Linked DNA regions of Homo sapiens: region 1 is linked to region 2. The links are chromatin contacts, found by Hi-C or POLR2A ChIA-PET in ENCODE. All regions are on one chromosome and are shown on one strand. Each heading gives the region's core, a stretch centred on a gene start or an enhancer-like site at or near the end of the contact. The rest is flanking DNA. Distances are from core to core; before and after follow the strand shown.

Region 1 (5,597 bases), core at 1,139-3,638, 3.6 Mb before region 2:
CTTTCGTATGCATGACATATGTCATAGTGAAAAAAAAAAAAAAAAGGAAGGTGAAGACAGTGCATTTGGTTTTGGACCTAATGAGTTTGCAAGTTTTAGGGGAAAGTACAGAACTATCAACTCATGAGATGGAGGCTAAAGAATAAGGTTTAGGCAGGGCATGGTGGCTCACACCTGTAATCCCAGCACTTTGGGAGGCCGAAGCAGGCGGATCACTTCAGGTCAGGAGTTCAAGACCAACCTGGCCAACATGGTGGAACCCCATCTCTACTAAAAACACAAAAATTAGCTGGGCGTGGTGGCAGGCACCTGTAATCCCAGCTACTCGGAAGGCTGAGGCAGGAGAATTGCTTGAACCTGGGAGGCGGAGGTTGCAGTGAGCCGAGATGGTGCCTCGGTACTCCAGTCTGGGCGACAGAGCAAATAAGGTTTGGAAAAGAACAAGGTTTGGAAATGAAAAGAATAAGGTTTGGACATGGTTGGCATATAGGGACAATGCCATGGAAGCAAGCGAGAAGCCTCGAGGAGAGCCTGTGGAAGACCATTTGGGTTATAGCAATGACTGAGGGCCAACTAAAAGGACGGCGTTAACCAAGACTGAAAATAACCAAAGAGATAGGAGCTTTTACTAATTCCCTTTCCCTTTCTCCATGGCACATAGGAGAAAATCAATTTTTAAAAAGCTACATTTATGGTTATCTTACTGTAATCCTGTGGCAGGTCCAGAATTTCCAAATAGATGGGGACAGAGGAGTAATCTGGAAGGAAGACTTGAAGATGCTTTTGCATAGTACTCTATATTAAGGTAGAAAATACCAGTTGGCCATATCAAAAAACTGAGAAAAAGCGATTTGAGGGAAATATTTCCCTCCCCTTTGGCACCACGATTGCTGTATTCTAGGCACTAAACCAAACCAAACCTCTTACCTAATCTCCTTTCTTCCTCAAAACAAGCCTATTAAGTAGATGAGGAAATTGAGGCTAGATTGGAATAGAAACTGGCTCAGGGTCACAAAGCACCTAAGGAGCACTTTAGCTCTCCCACAGCTTTCTACAGCTCTTTATATGCAACTAGTGTTTCTCATTACCCATCTTGATATAATGTGTATTTATGTGCGTTAGCTTCTCAATGGCAGAGTTAGTGTTATTCATTTCTGTATCCTTGTAGCCAAGAACAAGTATATATTTTGTTAAATTAAGCATGTGAAAGAATCAGGTGAGGATAGCATGAAGAAAGGCAGCAGGGGAAAGTTTCAAGAAATGGATGGTCAGCAGCGTCAAATGGTACAGAGAGAGCTATCAGTCTATCTTAAATCATCATTGGCATTCAACTGATATTCCATATTCGTTTATTGAACGTCTACTACACGCAGGACATTGTGTTAAGCACTACAAACACATAGGAAAAATAAAAGTCTCGTACAAGTAAAAGGATTTTCGGGGAAGTAGCTTCATCTAAATTCTTGCTCAGGAAAGCAAAACGAAGACTCAGGCCTGCAACTGCCTACATCTTATTTGGCTCAGGTAAATCGGAAGACAACTCAAAAGGGGCACAGCGCATCTTTAATAAAACTTCTCATGGAAGACGAGATAAAGAGCCACAGAAACTCAGTCTCGGTAACGATGGCCGGTGGCCACGGAGGCCGACTTCCCCCGGAGTCTCTCGCCTCCTGAGCAGCGCTGGGGCTGCCCCTCGCTCCCCCTCCGTAGTCTGGGGCGGGAAAAAGCAGACACTTACCGCAAAAGACACCGCTAAAGCCGTGGCCCTGAGGGGCCGGGAATTCCTTAGCGAGGCCCCACGCCGTCGGAAGAAACCCAAGAAAGCTGGGAGCAGACAGACAGGTATGACCCCACAACCCAACTTCCCGAACTAGATAAAGTAGGGTCCCAACGCCCAGCACCACGTCGTCAACTCCCACCAGCTGGAAGACCAACGGAGTGCCAGCGAACCTTCCGCCCAATGAGGAAACGTCACCACTCCGCGTAGTCCAGCCTTTCTATAGGAGAATCTACTTCCGCTTCCGGGGCACACCGCCGCGTTCCTTCTACGCGGCTCCTGAAACAGTTTAGATGTTTACTTGCTTACACTGGTTTTTGGTTTCAGTTTCCTACCGCTGAATAACTGCAGGAGTAAAGTTAGTGGTAAAATAGGAGGCTGTCTAGGGACGTGATTTCGGGGAAGAAGTCAGGCCTCGACGAGCCACCTTAAGAAAAGTGACTAGGCGGAGCACTCCCAGCTAAGAGCGGAAAGATGAGAGATAGAGGTGTGACTGAAGGCAGGGATCCCCAGGCGCACGTGAGACCTCCGTAGAGGGGCGGGGCTTAGGGCTTTGCAGACCGGAGGCTTGTTCCGCGGAGGGTGGGGCGGTCTCTGCTTGCGCATGCGCAATGCCAGCCAGTGCCTGCGCGGCTTGCTCCAGCAAGGTAAAATTTCCCACTGCGAGGCAGGCAGTGATGCTGCGGCCGCTTCGCACTGTGGCTCCTGCCGACCGCCAGGCGCTGTTACAGTGGATGCGAACTAACCGTAAGTGTAAGTGACCAGAGCTAGAGGCAGGTGGTGGGGGCAAGGATATGCTGCAGGCGCTGACTTTGAGGACTTAAGCGGGGTGAAGCCAACAGCCTTCCTTGGGATCGTTGTGCTGGTCTCTGCTGTCTTGGGGGGTAGATTGACCAGGGCTTTGAGTGCTCTAACGGAAAAGAGAGTTAGTTGCTCGCCACACGTAGACACCAATTAACAAGAGCGAGCCCTAGTATACAAGAAGAGGGATTTTATTTCTGAAGCCAGCCCGCTTCGTCTTTGGAGCAAAAAAGCGGGCATTTTATAAGGTACAAGAGGAAATGAGCAAGAGGTCTCTGCTAGCTGGTGCCTTATCTACCGGGTAGTTGAGTTGGTGCATTTCTGAGCAGAAATAAGTTGTAAAAGTGGCCAAGTGGGCATGCTTTCTGCTTACCCTTCTGAGGCGACCGCCTGGCGGTGGGAGTTGCGTCTTGGATCTCGTAGATGAATTTGCTCTGTAGAGAATGGTCTGGTGAGGGGAGTTGAGAGGTTATTTTGCAGTTCAAAAAGGGCTAAGTGGAAAGTGTAGTGGGGAGGGGAAAAGAGGGGAAAAAATAAACTATCTCTTGGAAAATGGGGGTAATCGGATACAGTACCACTTGGAATTAATTGGGTGTGGGAAACCTGGTTCTGAGTGGTTTGTGAGTTTTCAGCAGACTTCGGACAAGCCTTTAGAGCTCCTTGTGCCTAACCCTTTTTCTGAAAGAAAATAGAGGGTTAGCCCTCCTCCCCATTACTCCCACAAACTTGTTAGAATTGGTACGTTGCCACCTGAAAAAGCATTTTGCAGGAGAGGTTTTAGGCTGTAGCGTTAGTAGGAAGTGTTAAACGAAAAACCTTAGCCAAGTTAAATTTAACATTTTGAGCAAAGAATGATTCACGAATCGGGCAGGCTCAGAGAGATTGCAGCGCAGCCAAGTGTTGAAGATTTATAGACAGAAAAAGGCTGCAGTGAGCTTTGATCCCGCTGCTTCACTCCAGCCTGAGCGACGCAAGACCCTGTCTCTTTAAACACACACGTTAAAACTGAGGAAATGTGGTAGCTAGATCTAGTTACTGAAAAATGGGATAGATGTATTCTGGCAAAGTAAAGCCTGATGAAAGCTCAAGAAAATAGGATATTCTTATGTTTGTTAACTATAGCAAACTATCCTATGCCTGTATGCGAGAGTGTGTGTGTGTGTGTGTGTGTGTGTGTGTGTGTGTGTGTGTATGTGTGTGTATTTATTTTTTGAGACAGAGTTTCACTCTTGTTGCCCAGGCGGGGCTGCAGTGGCGCCATCCAGCTCACTGCAACCTCCACCTCCCTGATTCGAGCGATTTTGAGTGGCTGGGATTACAGGCGTCCGCCACCACGCCCGGCTCATTTTTGTATTTGTAGTAGAGACGGAGTTTCACCATGTTTCCCAGGCTGGTCCCAAACTGCTGACCTCAGGTGATCTTCCTGCCTGGGCCTCCCAGAGTGCTGGGATTGCAGGCGTGAGCCACCACGCCTGGCCACTATGCCTGTATTTTGCTGAATGGTGATTTCCATGGTTATTTTTATCCAAGCTCATGACTTGAAATGTCATTGTTAGCTGATGACTTACAATTTTAGATTTTTAACCTCGACCTCTTAAAATTCTTTGTGATGTTAGAGTCAGTAGGTTTAGATATTATAATTAACATTATTACACATTTTAGGAGTCATTTTAGATAAGATGTCAAACTGAAGATAACAGGAACATCTGCTAGTGAGATTTGACCTGGAAAGTATAGAAAACCAGATACACAGCTTTGTTTATTTATTTATTTATTGAGACGGATTCTCAGTCTGTCGCCAGGCTGGAGTGCAGTAGCACGATCTTAGCTCATTGCAACCTCTGCCTTCTGGATTCAAGTGATTCTCCTGCCCCTGGAGTAGCTGGGATTACAGGCACGAACCACCGCGTCCAGCTAATTTTGGTATTTTTAGTAGAGACGGGGTTTTACTATGTTGGCTAGGCTGGTCTTGAACTCCTGACCTCGTGATCTGCCCTCCTCGTCCTCCCAAAGTGCTGGATTACTGGCATGAGCCACCGCACCCAGCCGGATACAGCTTTATTTCTATATACACAAAATCAAGATAATAATTTCCATAATATGCTGAGTCTCCTGTCACTTCATCTAAACCCTATGTTGCACATTTCTTTTTTGTTTTTGTTTTTGTTTTTGAGACGGAGTCTCGCTCTGTCCCCCAGGCTGGAGTGCAGTGGCGCAATCTTGGCTCACTGCAAGCTCCGCCTCCCGGGTTCACGCCATTCTCCTGCCTCAGCCTCCCGAGTAGCTGGGACTACAGGCGCCCGCCACCACGCCCGGCTAATTTTTTGTATTTTTAGTAGAGAGGGGGTTTCACCGTGTTGGCCAGGATGGTCTGGATCTGCTGACCTCGTGATCTGCCCGCCTCCGCCTTCCAAAGTGCTGGGATTACAGGCGTGAGCCACCGTGCTCGGCCGCACATTTCATTCTTCATATCCCATTTGTCAATAAAACAGCACCGATTTACATCTTTTTTTTCACATTCCTCAGCACAAGGTCATTTATTCTAAAAGCACTGAGTGCCTAGAAAGATGTCACATACTGCCTAGAGCTGGCAATTGTAAAATTACTAAAACATCTTTGCCCTCAAGATTTGTTTTGTGGAGCCATTTGCAATCTAAATTTTGATTTTTTTTTTCCTGTGTTTTGTTTGTTTTTGAGATAGGGTCTTTGTCACCCAGGCTGGAGTGCAGTGGCACCATCATAGCTCACTACAGCCTCACACTCTTGGCCTCAAGGGATCCTCCCACCTCAACCTCCTAAAGTGTTCAAATTACAGGCATGAGCCACTGTACCCAGCCTCAAATTTTAGAGATATCAGTTGAGACTCTATTTTTCAAAATCAGGAAGACTTGAAAGAACGTTTTGGATAATTTTGTAAACAAGAGCCAATATCACTGGCTAAAGAATATATTTTTACTTTTTTTTTTTTTTTTTGAGTCAGAGTCTTGCTGTCGCCCAGGCTGGAGTGCAATGGCACGAT
Region 2 (5,464 bases), core at 1,049-3,548:
GCTGGGGCCAGGCGCGGTGGCTCATGCCTGTAATCTCAGCACTTTGGGAGGCCGAGGCGGGCTGATCATGAGGTCAGGAGTTTGAGACCAGCCTGAGCAACACAGTGAAACCCCGTCTCTACTAAAAATACAAAAATTTGCCAGGTATGGTGGCACACGCCTGTAATCCCAGCTACTCAGGAGCTGAGGCCAGTGAATTGCTTGAACCCGGGAGGCGGAGGCTGCAGTGAGCCAAGATCACACCACTGCACTCCAGCCTGGGTGACAGAGCGAGACTCCGTCTCAAAAAAAAAAAAAAAAAAGAGAGAGAGAATTTAAGGCTGGGTACAGTGGGTCACACCTGTAATCCCAGCACTTTGGGAGGCTGAGGCGGGTGGATCGCTTGGGCCCAGGAGTTCGAGACCAGCCTGGGCAAAATGGTGAAACCCTGTCTCTACAAAAACAAAAACAAACAAACAAAATTAGCCAGGCACAGTGGCACACCCATTGTCCCTGCTACTTGAGTGGCTGAGGTGGGAGAATCACCTGAGCCTAGGAGGTTGAGCCTGCAGTGAGCTGTGATCAGACTACTGCACTCCAGCCTGGGTGACAGAGTGAGACCTTGTCTTCTTGTCTCAAAAAAAAAAAAATTACACACACACACACACACACACAACACAGAAGCTAGAATGAATATGAGACCTTGTCTTCTTGTCTTAAAAAAAAATTGAACACACACACACACACACACACACACACACACACACATATCACAGAAGATAGAATGAATGGGGCCCCTACCCACCAAACTTGGGATAATTGAGCATCAAAATAAATAATGATAGAGACAGAATATTGGCTGGTGTGGTGGTGTGCATGCCTGCAGTCTCAGCTACTTACCTGGGAGGCTGAGGCAGAAGGATCACATGAGCCCAGAAGTTCAAGGCTGTAGTGTGCACCATGATTGCATTATCGACCTGTGAATAGCCACTGCACTCCGGCCTGGGCAACAAAGGAGGCCCTGTCTCAAGAAAAAAAAAAAAAAAAAGAGAGAGAGAAAAGAGAGAAAGAAACGGATTATAAGTCATTTAACAAAATAGAAACCTCTGGATCCATACTAATTAATATAAATACATTAACTGAAGATTTGATGAGAAACAAGATATTTACAAATATCTTGAAAGGAGAGTTTCAGAGTCTCCCTCACAAAATACTTATTAATTTACAAAGGGGGGAAAAAAGTAACCACACTGGACAAGCCTAACAGACATCACCTTATTAAAGTAAACATCTGTAATGAGAGAAGTTAAAATCGTGCCACCTGATAGGGTGCCATGAGAAGAAAGCAGCAACACTTCTAGAGTCCTGTCATACCTAGCTAAATGTAATCATGAGTAAATATCAGACAGACCCAAAATGAAGGCCATTCTACAAAAATAACTGGCCAGGAATCTTTAACAGCGTCAAGAATATGAAAGGCAAGGCAAGACTGAGAGTTCCAGTTTGAAGAGTAGGAAAGATACATGATAAGTAAATACAATGCCTGATTCTGAACGGAATCTTTTACCATAAACAATATTATTGGGACAATTGGTAAAACGCCGAGTTATGTAAATGTTTTGATTTTGATGGTTATATTGTGATTATGTAGAAGGTGCTTAGGGACAATGTGGCATGGTGTCAGCAATTTAAATCTCAATTCAGGGAAAAAAAGTTCTTTGTACTATACTTGCAACCTTTTTGTAAGCTGGAGATAGATTCAAAATGAAACTTGAAAAATGACATTTAAAACGCTGAGTGTAGTGGGAAAACGCACATGACTCAAGGTAAGAGGCTATTAGTCTCAGTTCTGCCATTGACTTAGTATGTGACCTTGAGCAAGTCACTTTACCTCAGTCCTCACAGTCAAGGCTCTCTAGGGTCCCTTCCACGTCTAACATCTACCCCCACAGCACTGGCCCCGCCTGAATTTCTCCAGGCCCTTTAGGTGTCCCAGAGCTGCACCCAAAGACTCTGGCTTACGATAAAAACAGACAAAAATAGTTGTGGCCGGAATCTCCGGACTGAAAAACCGCTGTCCTAATCCTAACTTGGGCCGCAGTCTCCATCGCTCTTTCGACGGTGAAGCAGTCACGCCTGCCAGAGTGGGCGCTCGATGGCTCGGCGGCCAGCTGGCGGGGCCTTGGACCAGCGGCCCGGCGCAGGGCGCGCTCCCAATCGCTAGCTCCCGCGGTGCTCGCCGCTGAGAGCTTTCCGGCCACGCCCCACGCGCGCCCCGCCCACCTCAATGCCTCGCTGTCGCCGCCGCCGGCAATTCCAGACTCTGCTAGGGTTAGCAGAGCAGCCGGTAACGTTGCTGGACCGGGACGCACGCTCAGCTGAGGAGGACCCCCAAAGGCAGGCAGTCGGGGATCCAGGGAGCGGGGACACCTCCGGGCGCGAGGGGGCTGTGTCTGGGCTGCCTGTTGGCTGGGAAGGAGAACGCACCAGGGCCGCTGTATGAGTTGAGCGCTCGGGGATCCCGAGGGTGGTCGCGGCAGCAATGTGATCGCGAAAGAAGCCGGTGGGAGAACCGGTCGAGGGGCTAGGTGTCTTGACCCTAAGGGCTGGAGTCCGCCGAGAAGGGGCTGACTGGGGCACAGGGTCGGCTGATAAACAGCGTGGTCCGTTCTTCCTCCTGGACTACGGGAAAGTCTGGCTTCACCTGTGCACAACAGGTAGGCGTGGACTCTGCCCGCCAGCGGGAGCCGGGGTTGCCGGGCGTGTGGGGAAGGTCAGCAAGTCGGAGCCCGCCTCGCCAACTCGCCGCTCCCGGGACCCGCCCTGCGGCGTCCGCTGCGCCAGTGGTCAGCCAGGAGCCGGGCCCCGGCCCGGCCTTCGGGCGAGCTTCCTCAGAGGCCCGTTCGTTTTCTGCAGGAACCCTCAAAGAGAGTTCCCAGAAGGGAGCAGTGGAGAGTGTGGATATTTGCTTTCTAACTGTTGCAGTTCTCTCCAGGAAAGAAAGCTTTTCCTTTGGTGGCATTTGCTTAGTGTGAGGAAACATTTTCTTTCACCCTACTCTCGGCCAACGCGGCGTTATTTCAAGTGATTATAAAGTCTTTAGAAACTTTATAAAGCGTTTTATAGTGTTTATTTATCACAGTAATGGATACCTCTGGCAAGTTGGGATAATTTTCTTGACTGTCAAGTCAGATAATAATAAAATGGCTTGAGCTCCTACATTAAAGGTCATAGTTATCCATTGTTTTTATGTGCATTCATTTATTGAACAAATATGCAGCACTTTTTTGGGGCTAGGCGCCCTTAAGGAATTTACAGCCTGAAAGATATTAGAAGTTTAAGGAGGAAAAAAAGGGGCCCACAAGTACACTTAAGAACTTCCAGAGAAAATACTCCCAGTGAAATTACTTAAGCTGTAGGGAAAGCAGAAGTGTGGTTAGAATTGAGCATTAGTTGGATGGGGAGAGGAGAATTTTGTTTAATTTTCCAAACATTTTAGAAAGTATGTCTTTGAGAAAGTAATTTTAGATAAAGTATCGAAGCCGAGATTTGTGTTACATTTTAATGCCATTGACTTTTTTTTTTTCTTCACTGATAAGCAGGCAGGATTTATAATATAAGAATAGTGACAGTTGGAGAATACTGTAGTATGGATTTGTTGTGCCTTGGAATGCAGTTGTTTTACCTAGATGACTATAGAATAGGAGAATAAGAAAAGACTCCTCACCTGAAAGTCAGGAGACCTGAATTCTAGCTTAAGTTCCCTCCACTATTTATGGATGTTAGATTAGGTCACTTTTTTAGTATTATTCATTATTGTATCTGACTTTAGTCACAGAAAATACATGACTCCAAAGTACCTTTTTAATTCTTAAATTATTAATTAAAATTAACTACATTAAACTAATGAATATATTATCTACAGAAAAAAATTATTTTTTTACTTGTCTTTAACCAATACACTTACCTTTCTTCTTGCTTTGTTTCAAAAAGGTTGAGGTAGTTTATAATAGTCTTTCTTAACTATGAATAACATAAGGGTTAAATTCTGAATTTTTTAAATTCTAAAATTATTCTGAATTAAGCGTTTAATGACATCTGCATTTTTTTAAAAAGCTCTATTGAGTCTTGTGTGGTTCATTAATTATCCCATAGTATAATTGAAGAGTTTGAACAATCCTTTAATGAGACCACAGTCCTCATATAAATAACACTTCTGCTTTTTCAGGAGACATTGAGAAACTGTTATTAAATCTCATTTGAGAAATCAATTAACTGGGGCCAAAAAACTTAGTAAAGACTTGCCTGTGTCACTTAATTAGATCCCTTGTCTAGTTCTAGTGTTAAATTTTTGAATTAAAATAGTGCTCAGCAATCTACAGCCTGTGGGTCAAATCTGCTCTGCTGGCAGTTTTATAAAAGTTTTATTGAACACAACAATGCTCCTTCGTTATGGCTGTGCATGTTTTGTTTTTGAGTAGTTGTGATAGAGACCGTATGGCTCCCAAAGCCTAGAGTATTGTCTGGTCCTTTACAGAAAAAAATTAGTGGACCCCTGAACTAGAGCTCTTAAGTGCTTAATCACTAAATCTTTTGTAGGAGGAAATAGATTAAATTCAGTTTTAATTCTTCTGTTTGTTTGTTTGTTTTTGTTTTTATCGAGACAGGGTCTGGCTCTGTAGCCCAGGCTGGAGTGCAGTGGCGCGATCTTGGCTCACTTGCAAGCTCTACCTCCCCGGTGCAAGTGATTCTCCTGCCTTAGCCTCCCGAGTAGCTGGGAGTACAGGCATGCACCACCACGCCAGGCTAATTTTTGTATTTTTAGTAGAGACGGGATTTCACCATGTTGGCCAAGCTGGTCTCCAACTCCTGATCTCAGGTGATCCGCCCGCCTCGGCCTCCCAAAGTGCTGGGATATTACAGTCATGAGCCACTGCGCCCAGCCTCACTTTTACTTATTAATCTTGGTTTTTCATTATAATGTCAGGTAATTGTAGGACTCATAAATGCTTCTGGATCTGCAGTGTGTAATGATAGAGGAAGGGCATGGTTTTTCTGCTACATTTACCTAGTGTAAAGTTTTATAATTTTGGCAACTCTCTCCTTTTTTTTTTTTTTTGAGATGGAGTCTCGCTCTGTCCCCCAGGCTGGAGTGCAGTAGCGCCATCTAGGCTCACTGCAACCTGCGCCTCCTGGGTTCAAGCGATTCTCCTGCCTCAGCCTCCGGAGTAGCTGGGATTATAGGCGCGTGCCACCACGCCCATCTAATTTTTTTTTCTTTTTTTGAGACAGAGTCTTGTTCTGTCACCCAGGCTAGAGTGCAGTGGCGCGATCTGGGCTGCTGCAAGCTCCGCCTCCCGGGTTCACGCCATTCTCCTGCCTCAGCCTCCCGAGTAGCTGGGATTACAGGTGCTAGCCACCACGCCCGGCTAATTTTTTTTGTTTTGTTTTTTGCTTTTGTTTTTGTTTTTTAGTAGAGATAGGG

Evidence for each region. Hi-C counts contacts between places; a loop is a spot of excess contacts on that map. ChIA-PET counts read pairs that join two places held with the same protein, here RNA polymerase II (POLR2A). Pooled maps may share reads with other maps.
Region 1: a loop to region 2 is called in a map of naive thymus-derived CD4-positive, alpha-beta T cell, with 12 times the contacts of the local background. The contact joins the promoter of SRP54-AS1 here to the promoter of HEATR5A in region 2. A Hi-C loop is called at or near these places in 1 of 168 maps with a recorded cell type or tissue (naive thymus-derived CD4-positive, alpha-beta T cell) and 5 of 50 pooled maps. POLR2A ChIA-PET finds 5 or more read pairs at or near these places in 1 of 52 experiments (naive thymus-derived CD4-positive, alpha-beta T cell).

The regions. Positions count from the first base shown.
Region 1 is chr14:34,979,357-34,984,953 of GRCh38, reverse strand. SRP54-AS1 (SRP54 antisense RNA 1) reads left to right here and starts at 2,388. Exons shown (of 5, transcript NR_151701.1): 1 at 2,388-2,530. SRP54 (signal recognition particle 54) reads right to left here and starts at 1,962. Exons shown (of 16, transcript NM_003136.4): 1 at 1,739-1,962. RefSeq lists enhancers at 1,492-1,751, 1,782-2,281, 2,462-2,551, 1,942-2,643, 2,762-2,811 and a silencer at 3,697-3,991.
Region 2 is chr14:31,417,384-31,422,847 of GRCh38, reverse strand. It overlaps HEATR5A (HEAT repeat containing 5A), which reads left to right and starts at 2,298. Exons shown (of 36, transcript NM_015473.4): 1 at 2,298-2,376. It overlaps HEATR5A-DT (HEATR5A divergent transcript), which reads right to left and starts at 2,090. Exons shown (of 4, transcript NR_110045.1): 1 at 1,871-2,090; 2 at 880-1,004. RefSeq lists enhancers at 1,978-2,127, 2,558-2,607 and a silencer at 2,718-2,837.